3 separate regions of the Homo sapiens genome follow, and regions 2 and 3 are each linked to region 1. A link is a loop called in an ENCODE intact Hi-C map of the cell type or tissue named here. Cell type or tissue: B cell. All regions are shown on one strand.

Region 1 (5,000 bases):
TCCTCTGAATTCAATTACAAGTTCATAGGAAGCAGCAAGAAATGGAGGAATATTTAAACGTATCACGAGAAAACAACACCAAAGTCAATATGATAGAGAAACCACAGGGGTTGTTCTAGGTGAAAAGACATAAACGATGGGAACAGATAAACCTTGAAGGGCTCTTAGTCCCCAAAATACCCAACAGCGCAATGTTGGAAAAATGTTGAGAATCCTAGATATTACACAAAGTAGACAGTGGATGACCTCCTTCTTATTTTTTTATTTTTTTATTTTTTTGAGACGGAGTCTTGCTCTGTCGCCCAGGCTGGAGTGCAATGGCACGATCTTGGCTCACCGCAACCTGTGCCACCCAGGTTCAAGCGATTCTCCTGCCTCAGCCTCCCGACTAGCTGGGATTACAGGCATGCGCCACCATGCAAGGCTAATTTTGTACTTTTAGTAGAGACGGGATTTCTCCATGTTAGTCAGGCTGGTCTTGAACTCCCGACCTCAGATGATCCACCCGCCTCGGCCTCCCAAAGTGCTAGGATTACAGGCGTGAGCCACTGTGCCCAGCGGACCTTATTATTTTTAATTATTATTATTATTTTTTGAGACGGAGTCTCGCTCTGTCGCCCAGGCTGGAGTGCAGTGGCGCCATCTCGGCTCACTGCAAGCTCCGCCTCCCGGGTTCACGCCATTCTCCTGCCTCAGCCTCCAGAGTAGCTGGGACTACAGGAGCCCGCCACCACGCCCGGCTAATTTTTTGTATTTTTAGTAGAGATGGGGTTTCACCGTGTTAGCCAGGATGGTGTCGGTCTCCTGACCTCGTGATCCACCCGCCTCGGCCTCCCAAAGTGCTGGGATTACAGGCGTGAGCCACCGCGCCCGGCCTAATTTTAATTTTCTTAGATGAAATACTAATATTGTGGTTTCAGTAGGATAATGTCCTTACCCTTAACAGACGCTTTACCAAGTATTTAAAGGTTAAGTATCATGTGTGCAGTTTAATTTCAACTTACTTACACTCAAATAATAATTCACCGTAAGGTTTATTTATTGGGGGAGAGAGAAAACATGGCCCAAAGCTAAAAAGGAGTAAAACGATTGCAGTGGATATTCCTTGTAGCAGATGTTCACATTTTTATTAGATTCAGATTTTCTAAAGCAAAACGTGAGAAAAAATACAGTTAGTCGAAACACACTGTTCACCGTGGATTCGATTACTCCAAGACCAGCGGGACAACGGCCGCATCCCTCCCGCCCCGAGGGCCGGGCCTGGAAGTCCCGGCGGCGAGGGACGCGCGCTCCCGCTGGCCCCCACGGGCTAACTTTCACAGGGAGCTGCACGCCCGGGGCGCTCAGGGGTCTACCTTACGCTTCGGTCCCAACACAATGTGCCAGAAACAAATAAAAAACGTCAAAGCCGAAGCCAGATTCTCACAGAAACACGCCCTGTTCAAAGTGAAGGAAGCAAAGGGCCCCTCTCTCACCAGCTCCGCGGAATGGAAGCGCTGCCCGGGTCTACCGCGAGCGGCGGCGACTTTCCCTTCTGGAAGCGGTGCCGGGGGCGCAAGGCGCGAGGCAGGCGGGCGGGCGCCCACTCCCGGACCAGCTTCCCCGCGGACAGCCCGAGGACACGCGCGGAACTCTCCGGCGCCAGCACGCACCGCCGCAAGAACCGGATCAGCTGTAAGACAGGCGGAGGCGGGGCCGGCGCCGGAAGAGGGGCCGGCGCGTCTTTGGCGTCACTTCCGCCTCCAGCCTCCGGGCCGAAGCTTTGGCCTATGGTGCGGGGAGGTAGTAGTTTCTTCCGCGAGGGTGCGGGAGGGCCCCGGGGCGCCCTTGGGAACCGGGCTGGAGGCAGAGACAGGCCCGGAGGACCAGGCGGACGTAAGGATCAGGCCTCTGGACGCAACTGCGGAGCCGGAACAGACCAGGAGGGCGCGGTTGGGCGGGTACAGCCAGGAAGTGCTCGTCGCGAGCGCGGCCCGCGGTTCGGTCACAGCGAGAAGCCCGCGGGTGCTGGGAGTGCTCGGTCTTCTCTCGATCTCTGCAGGGAGTCACTGGCCCCGTTCCTTTTTATCTGTCTGAACATCACGCCGAACTTTTAACAGTTGATTCCACTGCATTTTCAATGTGGTATTTTTTTTTTCTGTAAATGTTCATCTATTTTTCGCTTCAAATATGCGTTTCTGTTACTTTTCTAATGTACCGTAGGAGCCAAGACCACCTATACTACGTTGCAAAATAGCACTGATACCAGGGGTTCTCCCAAGGTTCATTCAGAAATGTCACATGATTCCAGTAACAATACGAAAAGGTTTTTTTTTTGGAACCAGGCATATTGATCCTGGAGTTCACATGGAGGAACAAATGTCTCATAACGCAGACGACGCGGACAAACAAAAGCGCAATGCCCGACAGATGCGAAAACAGCCTCTGTCATTAAAACTGTGTGCTAGTGACACATGAACAGGAAACAAATGGAATATCCAGACATCAACCCAGTAACATGGAAATTTGGTTCATAAACATAATTTCAGAGCGGTGGAACAAACATGCAGTTTATAATGAAAGGTGCTAAGACAAATGGTTAGCCGTCTGAGAAATGATGAAATTAATTCTGGATCTCACAGGGATAAACTCCAAACGGATCAGGAGTCTAAATGTGAAAAACAAAACAAAACCACATGTGAAGTGTTCACGTGATTTCGTGGCTGATTAAGAAACAAGATGTGCCCAGGAGGTGGCGGTGGCGCACAAGCTTTGACAGGTTGGAGGGTGAGGGAGTCTCACGCACCATGAGATTACCCACAGGCTTCGAATTGGGGGTCACTACTCAGAAAAGAGAAAAAAATGAGCGTGGGCGGGGGGCGCGCAGAGAACTCCCAGAGAAGAAGGAGATCAGACAGGGGGAGGGCTGACGTGACTAGATCACGTTTCTCAGCAGCCTGACAGGTGTCTGAGTCACAAAGCTCTGAAGGGCAGCAACGGCTTGCAGTCTTTAGAGCCCCAGGATTTATCTTATCTATGGCTAGCAGAGATTGGACACAATTTCACGAAGTATACAAAGCAACCACATGCTAAATGGTTCAACACTATGAGTGTTTGGGATGTGTTTTATTTATTATTTATTAATTTTGATACGGAGTCTCCCTCTGTCGTCCAGGCTGGAGTGCAGTGGCACGATCTTGGCTCACTGCAACCTCCGCCTCCCAGGTTCCAGCTATTCTCCTGCCTCAGCCTCCCAAGTAGCTGGGATTACAGGTGCCCACCTTGTAATTTTTAGTAGAGACGGAGTTTCACCATGTTGGCCAGGCTGGTCTCAAACTTCTCACTTCAGGTGATCCACCCGCCTCGGCCTCCCAAAGTGGTGGGATTACAGACGTGAGCCACTGCAGCCACCGTGCCTGCCCTTGGGATATGTTTTTTTTTCTTTTAATTTTGTTTTGTTTTGTTTTTTTGAGACGAAGTCTTGCTCTGTCGACCAGGCTGGAGTGCAGGGGCACAATCTTGGCTCACCGCAACCTCCGCCTCCCAGGTTCAAGCGATTCTCCTGCCTCAGCCTCCAGAGTAGCTGGGATTACAGGCACGTGCCACCAAGCCCAGCTAATTTTTGTATTTTTAGTAGAGATGGGGTTTCACCATGTTAGCCAGGATGGTATCTATCTCTTGACCTCGTGATCCTCCTGCCTCAGCCTCCCAGACTGCTGAGATTACAGGCGTGAGCCACCGCACGGATATGTTTTAAGTAACTGAATGTATTAAAATTTGACTTTGGCACCAGCAGGCTATTGTGAATAATGTTGCTTTGAGCATCGTGTGCAAAAATATCCTGGACCCTTGTTCTCAGCACTTTTGGATATATATGCAAAAGTGGAATGGCTGGGTCACATGATAATTCTGTCTGATGTTTTGAGAAACCACTGTCCTGTTTTCCAGAGCTGCTGCACCATTTTGTATTCCCATGAGCAGGTGCACAAGGTTCCAACTTTACCACATCCAGCCAACAGTTACCTCCTATTTAATGGCTAAGAGCCATCACCACCGGGGTAATGTGATCTCACTGTGGCTTTTGTTTTCATTTCCCTAATGTTTAGTTATGTTGATCATCTTTTCATGTTCTTATTGGCCATCTGTTATCTTCTTTATTATAAGTCCTTTTCTGAATTAAATTGGTTTTGTTGTTATTCTTGAGTTATAGGAGTTCTTAATAAACTGAATATTAATCCTTAAGCAAACACAAGATTTGCAAATATTTCCTCCCATTCTGTGGGTTTCCTTTTCACTCTCATGATTGTCCTTGGATGCACAAAATTTGTAATATTGATGTAGTCCAATTCATCTAGTTTTCTTCAGTTGCCTGTGTGGGTGATTTCATAACCAAGAAATCATTTCCAATTCCAGTGCCATGAAGTTTTTTCTCTATGTTTTCTTCTAAGAGTTTTATACATTAGCGCTTACATTTAGGTTTTTGATTCATTTTGAATTAATTTTTATATGTGGTATAAAGTAAGGGTCCAGCTCCACTGTTCTGCATGTAGATATCCAGTTTTCTCCAGCACCATTTCTCCCCCAGGCTCTATTGAGGTACAACTGACAGATTTAAAAAAATCATATATACTTAAGATGTGCAATGTGATGATTTGATGTATGCACACACTGTGAAATGACCATGATCAAACAGATCTACACATCCATCCCCTCAGCTAGGCACCTTCTTTTGAGTGTGTGGTGAAAATAGTTAAGATCTACTATCTTAGCAAATTCCAATCATCATACAATATAGTAGTATTAACTAAAATCTCCATGCTATACATTACATCCCAGATCTTACTCATCCTTTAACTTAAAGTTTGTACCATTTGACCAACATCTCCCCATTCCTTCCACCAACCCCATCCTCTGGCACGCAACATTGTACTCTCTGCTTCTAGGAGTTCAGCTTGTTTGGATTCCATGTGAGGTTACATAGGATTTCCTTTCTTTTTTTTTAAAAAAAGGCTAAATAATCG
Region 2 (5,000 bases), 480 kb after region 1:
CCCTGGCCTCGGAGCCTCCCAGCAGCCCCTGCAGCCCTGGAGGCCTGTGAGGACAGGACTGGTCTGGTTCATCTGTCCCGTCAAGCCCCCATCCCATTTGACAGAAGGGGAATAGGCTCCGAGAGGCTGTGACTTGCCTCGGCCTGCAGAGCACGGAGACTGTCAGAGCTGGGGTGGGGCCTATCGTCCAGCCCCACAGCCTGCGGTCTCAGCCCGGGCACCTGGCGCCTCAGCCACCAGGAGAGCCCCCGAGTCACAGATGGGGACACTGGGCCGGTGGCAGCCAGGCCAGAGCCAGGGCATCTGACGACAGCCGTGTTCTTTCCACCACACCTGGCTTTCCCTGGTGTTTGGGAAATGGCTGTGTTCTGGGAAATCTTTAGTCAGGTCCAGGGAAAACAGGCCCGGCAGGTCTCTCTCCCCAGCCCCAGGCCGGCCTGTCACTTCTTCTAGGCAGCTGGCCACCTCTGTCCCCCCAGAGGCTTGGGGAGGGCAGGAGTACCACCCCTATCTTCCAGGCAGAGCCACCCAGAAGGCTGGCAGGGGTACACAGGAGACCCTGGAGCCTGGCCATGTCCCTCAGGCCCCCTTGGTCTCTAGAGACCCCCCGGGGTATAGACAGGGCCCCGCTGCTCCCTGGGTGCGTGGTTCGGGGAGATGAGGTGGTATAGGACAGTCTGTGGTCTGTCTGTACCTGGCAAGGTCATCACGTGCCTGGGCTTGGCAGGACAGACCCTGGGTCTTCGGCCAGGGTGGGAGCTGCTACCAGGAAGGCCTGCAGGAACTGTGAGCTTGAGTGAGGAAGTAGGAAGGTGTCAGGCAGACCTCAGGGACGGCTGGGGCCTGTGCCCGGGGAGGCTGTCCTGTGGCCCTCAGAGGAGCAGCTGTGGATGTGGCCGCCTCCCACGCTCCTGGCTGGGCAGGTGTGGGCTGGAGAGGTGGCGTCAGTGCGATACACCTGACCTTGCCCCTGTCCGTGACCTTGGCAGGATGATGATGAGAGGGATGTGGATGCCAGCCCGACGGCAGGGCTGCAGGAAGCAGCAACGCTGGCCCCTACACGGAGGTCACGGCTGGCCGCTCGTTTCCGAGTCACGGCCCACTGGCTGCTGGTGGCGGCTGGGCGGGTCCTGGCCGTAACACTGCTTGCACTGGCAGGTACGCACCGAGGCAGGGGGCACTGGCAGTCACACTGGGAGGGGTCTTGGGAGTTCCCTGATGACTGTGGAGACAGCGGGACACATGGCACTGGCCAGGTACCACCCTGTGTGCCCCTGCCCCGCAGGCATCGCCCACCCCTCGGCCCTCTCCAGTGTCTACCTGCTGCTCTTCCTGGCCCTCTGCACCTGGTGGGCCTGCCACTTTCCCATCAGCACTCGGGGCTTCAGCAGACTCTGCGTCGCGGTGGGGTGCTTCGGCGCCGGCCATCTCATCTGCCTCTACTGCTACCAGATGCCCTTGGCACAGGCTCTGCTCCCGCCTGCCGGCATCTGGGCTAGGTAACGGCTTGCCACACAGCCCCTTTTTCCTGCCACCCTGGTCCCGCCCACCTGGCTCGTCTAGCCCCTGTGGCCCCACTGCCTCTGGGGTGGTAGGCTGTGACGGGTCTTCTCTGGACAGGGTGCTGGGTCTCAAGGACTTCGTGGGTCCCACCAACTGCTCCAGCCCCCACGCGCTGGTCCTCAACACCGGCCTGGACTGGCCTGTGTATGCCAGCCCCGGCGTCCTCCTGCTGCTGTGCTACGCCACGGCCTCTCTGCGCAAGCTCCGCGCGTACCGCCCCTCCGGCCAGGTGAGCACCTGCCACCCATGGTGGGTGGGCTGAGGCCAGGCCATGGGGCTGGTCTCAGGACCTCCTGCCTCTGGGTGGGGTGTGGAGCTGGTTTGGGCTCAAGACGCTGGTCTCTGCAGAGGAAGGAGGCGGCAAAGGGGTATGAGGCTCGGGAGCTGGAGCTAGCAGAGCTGGACCAGTGGCCCCAGGAACGGGAGTCTGACCAGGTGAGCAGCCAGGCAGGTGGAGACGCCAGCGTGGGGGGCGCCCGGCCAGCCCGTGCATGGCTCAGCGCTGCTTGCCCACAGCACGTGGTGCCCACAGCACCCGACACCGAGGCTGATAACTGCATCGTGCACGAGCTGACCGGCCAGAGCTCCGTCCTGCGGCGGCCTGGTGAGTACCGCACACTGCAAGGTATGGCTGGGTGCGGGGGGCGGGGCGGAGGCCGGTGCTGCCCCCTGGTGGCCGCCTGGCGCTCTCGCATGCTCGCGCCGCACCTCTGCCTGCCGCCCCCTCGGGGGCCCAGGACATCCACGGGTCGGTGTCAGTGACCCCCGAGACCCCCAGGGCAGCCGAGTGGCCATGTCACTGACCAACCCCCAAGACCCCCAGGGCAGCTGAGTGGCCGCGTCGTTGATCCCCAAGACCCCATGGGGGGCCTCCAGGTCCCCCAACCCCTCCCCAGAGAATGTGGCTATGCTGTCTTGTGCTGTTAGCTCTGGGAGCTGCTCCAGGTGGCCCAGTGGCCCCAGGAGGCCGCTCGTCCAGGGCAGGGGCTGGCCTGGGAACTCTGTGTTGGCCACGTCGCCTTGGGAGGGCCTGGGGGCTCTTTCTGGCTACTTTCTTTCTTTACCCTAACCCTTGATTTTCCATTTTGCAATGTGTTTCTGAATGAAGCAAATGAAGCCACGGCCCTGGGGTGGGGGTCCTGAGAGTCTTCAGGTGCGCAGAGCTGGAAAGGGGGTCAGGGCCACCTTTCCCACCCTTTCAAGGAAAGTGAGGCCCAGAGAACGGCAGGTGCTGGCAGGGCCATCCCTGACGCTCAGGGACGGTGTCAGCCCAATTGCCGGAGCCCTCGTGTTCTGCCCATAGCCCACCGGGGGCCTGTCTCTCCTGCTGTGTGCTTGCCCAGGGCCCAGATTTTAGGGCATAGTCAGGGTGGGGAGGCCTGCAGATCAACCTGCCGAAGCTGACCGCTGTCCCCACCTGCAGTGCGGCCCAAGCGGGCTGAGCCCAGGGAGGCGTCTCCGCTCCACAGCCTGGGCCACCTCATCATGGACCAGAGCTATGTGTGCGCGCTCATTGCCATGATGGTAGGCGGCTGTGGGGGTTGGGGTGGGCGGCCCCCTCTGCCGCGCAGGTGTGGGGCATCGCCTGGGTGGGGTGCGCTGGGCAGCTGTGCAGCCCCCTCTGCCGCGCAGGTGTGGGGCATCGCCTGGGTGGGGTGCGCTGGGCAGCTGTGCAGCCCCCTCTGCCGCGCAGGTGTGGGGCATCGCCTGGGTGGGGTGCGCTGGGCAGCTGTGCAGCCCTCTCTGCCGCGCAGGTATGGAGCATCACCTACCACAGCTGGCTGACCTTCGTACTGCTGCTCTGGGCCTGCCTCATCTGGACGGTGCGCAGCCGCCACCAACTGGCCATGCTGTGCTCGCCCTGCATCCTGCTGTATGGGATGACGCTGTGCTGCCTACGCTACGTGTGGGCCATGGACCTGCGCCCTGAGCTGCCCACCACCCTGGGCCCCGTCAGCCTGCGCCAGCTGGGGCTGGAGCACACCCGCTACCCCTGTCTGGACCTTGGTGCCATGGTGAGTGTGCACCACCACATCCGGGGGTGCCTGGGTGCGCAGACCCATCAGGGTTGTCGTCCTGTTCAATGTCCACTTGCCCGGGGGAGTGGCAGCGCCAAGAAGGCAGATGTGTCTGTCTGTCCCCTTCTGCCCACCCAGAGCCAGCCCAGAGTAGCTTCTCAGTGAGCGTTTGTTGACTGAATAAACAGACAACCTTGTGTTGGCACGGGCACCACCCCTGTGCCCTGACACTGTGTGAGCGTGGGCTCTGTTGGCACGGGCACCACCCCTGTGCCCCGACACTGTGTGTGAGCATGGGCTATGCCCATTGGCACAGGCACCACCCCTGCGCCCCTGACAGTGTGTGTGAGCGTGGGCTCTGCCCATTGGCACCATGCACAGCCCTGGGTCTCAGTGACAAGCTGTGCAGGCCATGTGTTCACAGGGTGCCTGCGTGTCCATGTGAAACGGGTGCCAGCATCGTGTCTGGACACCTGTTTGCAGGCCAGTGGGTCTCATCTTGTGAAACTTGTGAGCCTGTGTGCCAACATATGCACCTGTGAGCTTGTGTGCATATGTGAGCACGCATGTGGGCAAACATGCACTCCAGCATGTGGACATGTGTGCAGGTGCGTGCATGGATCTGTGCCCACGTGAACTAGTGAACCCGTGTGTGACTCTGCGTGTGAGCGCAAGTGAACCCATGCACTCATCCATGGATGTGAGAGTGTGTGCTCGTGTGCCTCTGAGTGGGTGTGAGCGAGAGGGTGTTCGGTGCCTGTGGGGAGGCTGCGGTGGATGGGCTGGTGCCAGCCGCCTGAGAGCTCTTGCCCCCTGCTATAGGAGGGTGCTGGGTCCCCCGGCTGTGGGAGGGGTGCTGGGCCCCCCGGCTGACTGTGACACCCTGCGCTTGTCACAGTTGCTCTACACCCTGACCTTCTGGCTCCTGCTGCGCCAGTTTGTGAAAGAGAAGCTGCTGAAGTGGGCAGAGTCTCCAGCTGCGCTGACGGAGGTCACCGTGGCAGACACAGGTGAGTGGTGGGCCAGAGGCGGGGGTTGCCCTCCTGCCTGCCCGCCCTGATGCCATCGCCTGCCCCTGGCTTGGCCCACAGAGCCCACGCGGACGCAGACGCTGTTGCAGAGCCTGGGGGAGCTGGTGAAGGGCGTGTACGCCAAGTACTGGATCTATGTGTGTGCTGGCATGTTCATCGTGGTCAGCTTCGCCGGCCGCCTCGTGGTCTACAAGATTGTCTACATGTTCCTCTTCCTGCTCTGCCTCACCCTCTTCCAGGTGGCTGGGGGGCCGGGATGGGGGCTGGGGCACGGACCCTCCCCGCGGTCCTCACCACCCCCACCTCACCCGGCAGGTCTACTACAGCCTGTGGCGGAAGCTGCTCAAGGCCTTCTGGTGGCTCGTGGTGGCCTACACCATGCTGGTCC
Region 3 (5,000 bases), 400 kb after region 1:
GTAAGGAGCTGCCACACCACCTTCCAGAGTGGCTGCTCCGGTCCACGTCCCCACCAGCAGCAACGCAGCTCCCAGCCTGGGCATTGAGAAACTCCAGCTTCAGCCACACTCGCAGAAGTTCCTCCCTGCATCTCCGCTATGGCAGCGATGGCAGGTGTCTTTTTATGTGGATGTTGTCGATATTAGAAGTGATTGAAAATGGTGAAAAGGCATCATCTGTGCAGATGTCCTCAGAGCACAGCATGACGGCGCCGTGGACCCAAGATTCACAGCATCGCAAACTGCGGCCCTGACATCGCGAACCGTGGCACCTCGTCGAGCCGTGTAATCGTATCTTCGTGAAGATGAAAGGAATCCAAACACTCCGCAGCTTGCATTGGAATTTTAGAACTGCAGATGCCGTTCCCCTCCATTTCCTGCTTTTTGGCAATGGGATGACGTTGCTTTTGTAATGAAAGAAGGGTGTGTCATATTTGTAAATGTTTACGTAGTAGTGAGTGCTGGGGAGACCCACAGGCCCCAGCCCACATATCCCGGGTCCTGGTCACAGGCAGGGACAGGATGGGACGGCTCTACTCACAGCCTCTCTGCCAGGGCTTGGCCTGCTGAGCCTTCATTTCCTCTCTTGCCCGTGAGTCTGAGGGCAGAGGATGGCTCGGGTGCCTGCTGCCTGTCCTAGCGAGGCCCGGGGCCGCTGCAGGCTTGAGCACATGGTCCCAGTGACTGCTCACTGTGGTTCTCAGCCCGTTAGAGCTCTGCAGCCTCAGCCTGTCCAGGCCAGCCCCTCTCCGTCCTTCGCTGTCAGCCCCAGCCGTGTGACCAGAGCTCTCTGTCCCCAGCTTTGCCAGCGCCGAGTACCAGGAGGCCCTCAGCAGGATCACCTCGGTCGTCCAGCAGCACCAGGAGGCCTTGGTCCCCGCGCAGCCCCAGCTCAACGTGTGCAACTGGGCGGTCATGGTAAGTGGCTGGTGTGTGGGCGGCCGTCTCTTTGCCGGGGCTGCAGCCACCCACCCGGGGCCCAGGATGAACCGTGGCCAGCACAGGGCAGAGGCAGGCGTGCTTCCCCGCCTCCGTCAGTGGTGAGGCCCTCGTGCCTCAGAGCACACGCGGCGGCGTCCGGGATTCGGGAGGCAGGAGCCAAGCGACTCGGGGACCAGAACAACGCTGCACCAGGGCAGCCGCAGGTCCACAGCCGGCCACCCGGGCCTCTGCCTGGCTGAGCTGAGACTGGGGAGCTCCAAGGCCCCTCTCCTGCCCCCCACAAGTCACTGAGGGACAGCAGGGCGCGTGAGAGGGTCCGGGGTCCCCTGGTCCTCGACTCCCACACGGGCAGCTTCTCCTTGCAGGGGCCCTGTGATGACCTCCAAACTCCCGGGCTCTGAAGGCACCGAGGCAGGAACGGCACTGCCCGGTGGGTCCCGGGTGGGCTGGTGGGCACTGTTGAGTGGCGGCGGCCCCAGGGCCCACCTGCGAGGTTCTCATTTGTGCCTCCTTCATGCTGGGCCAGCCCCAGAGACCTTCGCATCAGACCTGATCTCACTCATAGGCACCCACCCAGAGCAGCACCTCCGTGCAGCCTGACAAGACCAGGCCTTGTTCACCTCCAGTAGAGAAACGGCCTCATCACGCCAGCATCGGCCAGAAACACAAGCACAGACGTGCCTCCAAAGTTTCACTGAAGTCTGTGTTCAGGCCACAAAGGATGCGTCGTCGTCTTGTCCAGCCCTGGGGGCCGCAGCAGTCAGGGCCTCTCAGGAGCAGCTTTTCTGTCCCCTGCTTGGGGGTCCCATAGGGTGGCATGTGGACGGCCCAGCCATCCCGCGTGTGCAGTGGCCGCAAAGGCCTGTTTCCCAGCACAGCTGATGTGGGTCCCAGCAGGGCAGGTCTTCACAGCTCCTTCAGATGGGACACGTGCGGCCCTCGCTCTAGTCGGCAAAAACGAGCCACACACAGGTCTGCGGTGTCGCTCCTGGGTGCCCAGAGCCCACCGAGCACAGTGGAGATGGCCGAGCCCAGCCTCGAGGCCCCTGGGCCGTCGCTCACCTGTTTACACGGGCTGGGCGTGGCTGCCCACAGCCCCTGGATCTGCCGCGCAGGATTCGGGAAGAAGGCCCCTCGGCAGCTGCAGACTTCAGCCTGGGCTCCTGCTGTGCGGGCGAAAAGGCCCAGCTGAAGCCTCTTTCCAGGGCCAGACCCGGCTGCAGCGTGGGAGCCGCTGGGTGCCCGCCGTGCCGTGGGAAGGAAGGTGGTGGCTCTGAACAGCCAGGGAGCCACAGCGTGGGCCGGCGGATGTAACAGGAGAGCACCGGCCATCGGGAGCACCTACCAGCAGTGAGGACCATGGAGGGCAGATGGCCTTGTCCCTGCCCAGGGACAGTCCACCCTGCAGGGTTATTTAGGACTGGGCAGGGCAGGGCCACCTCCGTTAGTTGGGGGGCGGGGGGCGGGGGTGCCTGGCAAGTTTCATAGGAAGATATTCAGGGCCCTTCCTTCAAAGGGACCTGGGCAGCTGGCGTCCCCGCCTCTGGACTCAGTGGTGGAGCAGGGAGGTCCCTGTCTCAGGACCCCTGAGTCTCGGGGCCCCAGGAGCCCAGGGCCACCAGCCGTGGAGGAGCCCTGGCCTTCTGCCTTCCACACCCAATCCCACTCCGTGCTGCTGGGTCCTTCTCTACGACCCAGGCTGCAGTGGCTCCACGGGCGCAGGCCACACCTGCCATGGAGACAGTGGGCACAGGGCAGGGGAGGTGGGCGCACACAGCCTGGCTGCCACTGCCATCTCCTGGGCACTGGGGGAACTGCCCCCACCGCCACACCTGTGCTCTCTGCAGGGGGAAAAGTGCCAACTCAGACCTGGCGAGCTGAGCCACTGGGGTCTGAGGGGCCCAGATGCCACCGTGAGCAGAGCCATGGGGGAGATGCACAGACACGCGTGTGAAGCCTGGGGGCCCTCCTTACCCCTTCCCTGCCCTCTGTCCCCGCCAACTCCAGGCCAGCCCCAGGAGAGGGGCTCAGTGGCGTCTCTGGCACAGAGGAGAGGGAGTGTGGCCACCTGGACCCCTGCTTCTGGGACAGCTGAGCGGCCTTTGAGAAATGCAGATCCCCCATCCAGACTCAAACACACCCTGCGGCTGCCTCTGCTGCCCCTGGAGTTTGGGAGCAGCTTCCTCACCCAAACCCACTCCTGCTCTGGTGGCCAAGGGGGCAGGGACACTCATGCGGCATCCCTGCTGCCGCCTAGGGCTGGAGACTGTCCTTAGTACCCTGAGCAGCACCCAGAATCCAAAGTCTGTCCCCGGAAAGTGCCCTCAGGGCCATGCGGCGTCTGACGTGGCACAGAAGTGGCCTGGATGGGGACACAGAACCAAACTGCACTCATTTCAGCCAAGAAGGCTCCTCTTAGCGGCATAAGTCTCCCTTTCTGTTGCCAGGAAAAGTGCCCTCCCATCAAGCAAGGCTTCCGCTAAGCAAGGCTGCACTGTGAGGTCCACACACACCCAGGCGATGGAGGGGTGCGGGCTCCGCTCAGCACCGCACTGAACTGAGCCCAGCAGCGCAGTAGGGACTGGCTTCTCCCTGGGAAAGGCTTCTTGAGAGGCTGAAGCTGCAGGAGAGGGTGATGAGTTGAGAAGCTCAGGGTGGGCCCTCCTGGGAGGACCGCCTGCCCTTTCTAACACTGCTGGCCCTCGGAGGCCCTCAGCCACTTGGCAGCTGCATCCCCCATACCCGGGACCTCCCCACCAAGTTCTCATTTCTCCAATGGCAGCCTTCAGAGCTGAGAGGCCGAGTCAAGAGGGTGCCATCTCCCAAGTTCCCATGATTCCTGGGGAGCGTCTGTGTAGCTGCCCACCTGGACCGAGGTGGTCCCCACACTGAGGCCAATTGGTTGGGGTCCGGGGTTGACCTGGGCAGGGGACACATCAAAACTGCTCGAGGCCAAGCGCGGTGGCTCACGCCTATAATCCCAGCACTTTGGGAGGCCAAGGCAGGTGGATCACCTGAGGTCAGAAGTTTGAGACCAGCCTGGCCAACTTGGGGAACCCTTGTCTCTACCAAAAATACAAAAATGGTTGGGCGTGGTGGCTCACACCTGTAATCCCAGCACCTTGGGAGGCCAAGGCAGGTGGATCACGAGGTCAGGAGTTCAAGACCAGCCTGGTCAAGATGGTGAAACTCCGTCTCTACTAAAAATACAAAAATTAGCCAGGCGTGGTGGCGCGTGCCTGTAATCCCAGCAGCTACTCACTCAGGAGGCTGAGGCAGGAGAATCTCTTGAACCCGGAAGGCAGAGGTTGCAGTGAGCCAAGATCGCGCCACTGAACTCCAGCCTGGGTGACAGAGTGAGACTGTCTCAGAACAGCAACAACAAAATGCCCGCTGCTGCTGGGTCCAGAAGAGCTTGAATAACTGCATGTTCTTTTTCTCAATTTTCATTTCCCAGAACTGGGCACCTCCGGGCTGTGAAAAGTTAGGGAAGTGTCTGACACCTCCAGAATCCATTCCCAAGAAGTGCCTCTGGTCCCACTAGCACCTGCGCAGACTCAGGCCAGGCCTAGAATCTCCGGTTGGCCCTGCAAGTGCCTGGAGGAAGGATGGCTCTGGCCTCGGTCCTCCCCCAACCCTGCCCAAGCCAGACAGACAGCACCTGCAGACGCAGGGGGACTGCACAATTCCACCTGCCCAGGACCTGACCCTGGCGTGTGCTTGGCCCTCCTCCTCGCCCACGGCGCCTCAGATTTCAGGACCCTCCTCCTCGCCCACGGCGCCTCAGACCTCAGGACCCTGCCGTCTCACGCCTTTGTGAACCCCAAATATCTGAGACCAGTCTCAGTTTATTTTGCCAAGGTTAAGGATGCACCTGTGACAGCCTCAGGAGGTCCTGACAACAGGTGCCTGAGGTGGCTGGGGATACAGTTTGCCTTTATACATCTTAGGGAGACACAAGATCAGTATGTGTATGGCGTACATTGGTTCAGTCAGCCTTCCACTGAATACACGATTGA

Evidence for each region. Peaks named below come from ENCODE experiments on the same cell type or tissue, not always from the same donor. Only the 100,000 strongest peaks of a DNase experiment are listed, where the experiment ranks them.
Region 2: a loop joins it to region 1, with 19 times the contacts of the local background. A loop is called at or near these places in 57 of 110 quality-filtered maps.
Region 3: it touches region 1 in a loop (33-fold over the local background); 38 of 110 quality-filtered maps call a loop at or near these places.

The regions. Positions count from the first base shown.
Region 1 is chr16:89,214,386-89,219,385 of GRCh38, reverse strand. ZNF778 (zinc finger protein 778) reads right to left here and starts at 1,683. Exons shown (of 7, transcript NM_001201407.2): 1 at 1,476-1,683. ZNF778-DT (ZNF778 divergent transcript) reads left to right here and starts at 1,733. Exons shown (of 1, transcript NR_186410.1): 1 at 1,733-4,226. RefSeq lists enhancers at 267-796, 797-1,327, 1,852-1,901, 2,851-3,145. In B cell, CTCF peaks have their summits at 2,547 and 2,749 (motif pointing right); DNase peaks (open chromatin) are centred at 1,735 and 2,725; H3K4me3 peaks cover 2,017 bases; H3K27ac peaks cover 1,654 bases.
Region 2 is chr16:88,734,726-88,739,725 of GRCh38, reverse strand. It overlaps PIEZO1 (piezo type mechanosensitive ion channel component 1 (Er blood group)), which reads left to right. Exons shown (of 51, transcript NM_001142864.4): 6 at 990-1,158; 7 at 1,286-1,499; 8 at 1,621-1,792; 9 at 1,912-1,998; 10 at 2,080-2,167; 11 at 2,987-3,087; 12 at 3,318-3,578; 13 at 4,480-4,591; 14 at 4,673-4,851; 15 at 4,928-5,000. HSALR1 (HSP90AB1 associated lncRNA 1) reads right to left here. Exons shown (of 3, transcript NR_103774.1): 2 at 1,321-1,905; 3 at 1-1,222. Among named protein-coding and RNA genes, the nearest start is that of PIEZO1-AS1, 5.5 kb to the left of the region's middle. RefSeq lists a silencer at 2,151-2,370. In B cell, CTCF peaks have their summits at 2,011 and 2,214 (motif pointing left); DNase peaks (open chromatin) are centred at 725, 880, 1,164 and 2,185.
Region 3 is chr16:88,813,964-88,818,963 of GRCh38, reverse strand. It overlaps GALNS (galactosamine (N-acetyl)-6-sulfatase), which reads left to right. Exons shown (of 14, transcript NM_000512.5): 13 at 840-957; 14 at 4,439-5,000. The coding sequence ends at 4,525. Among named protein-coding and RNA genes, the nearest start is that of APRT, 4.5 kb to the right of the region's middle. RefSeq lists enhancers at 1-1,179, 1,774-2,273, 2,274-2,775 and a silencer at 2,698-2,807. In B cell, CTCF peaks have their summits at 2,577 and 2,779 (motif pointing left); DNase peaks (open chromatin) are centred at 1,740, 2,112 and 2,773.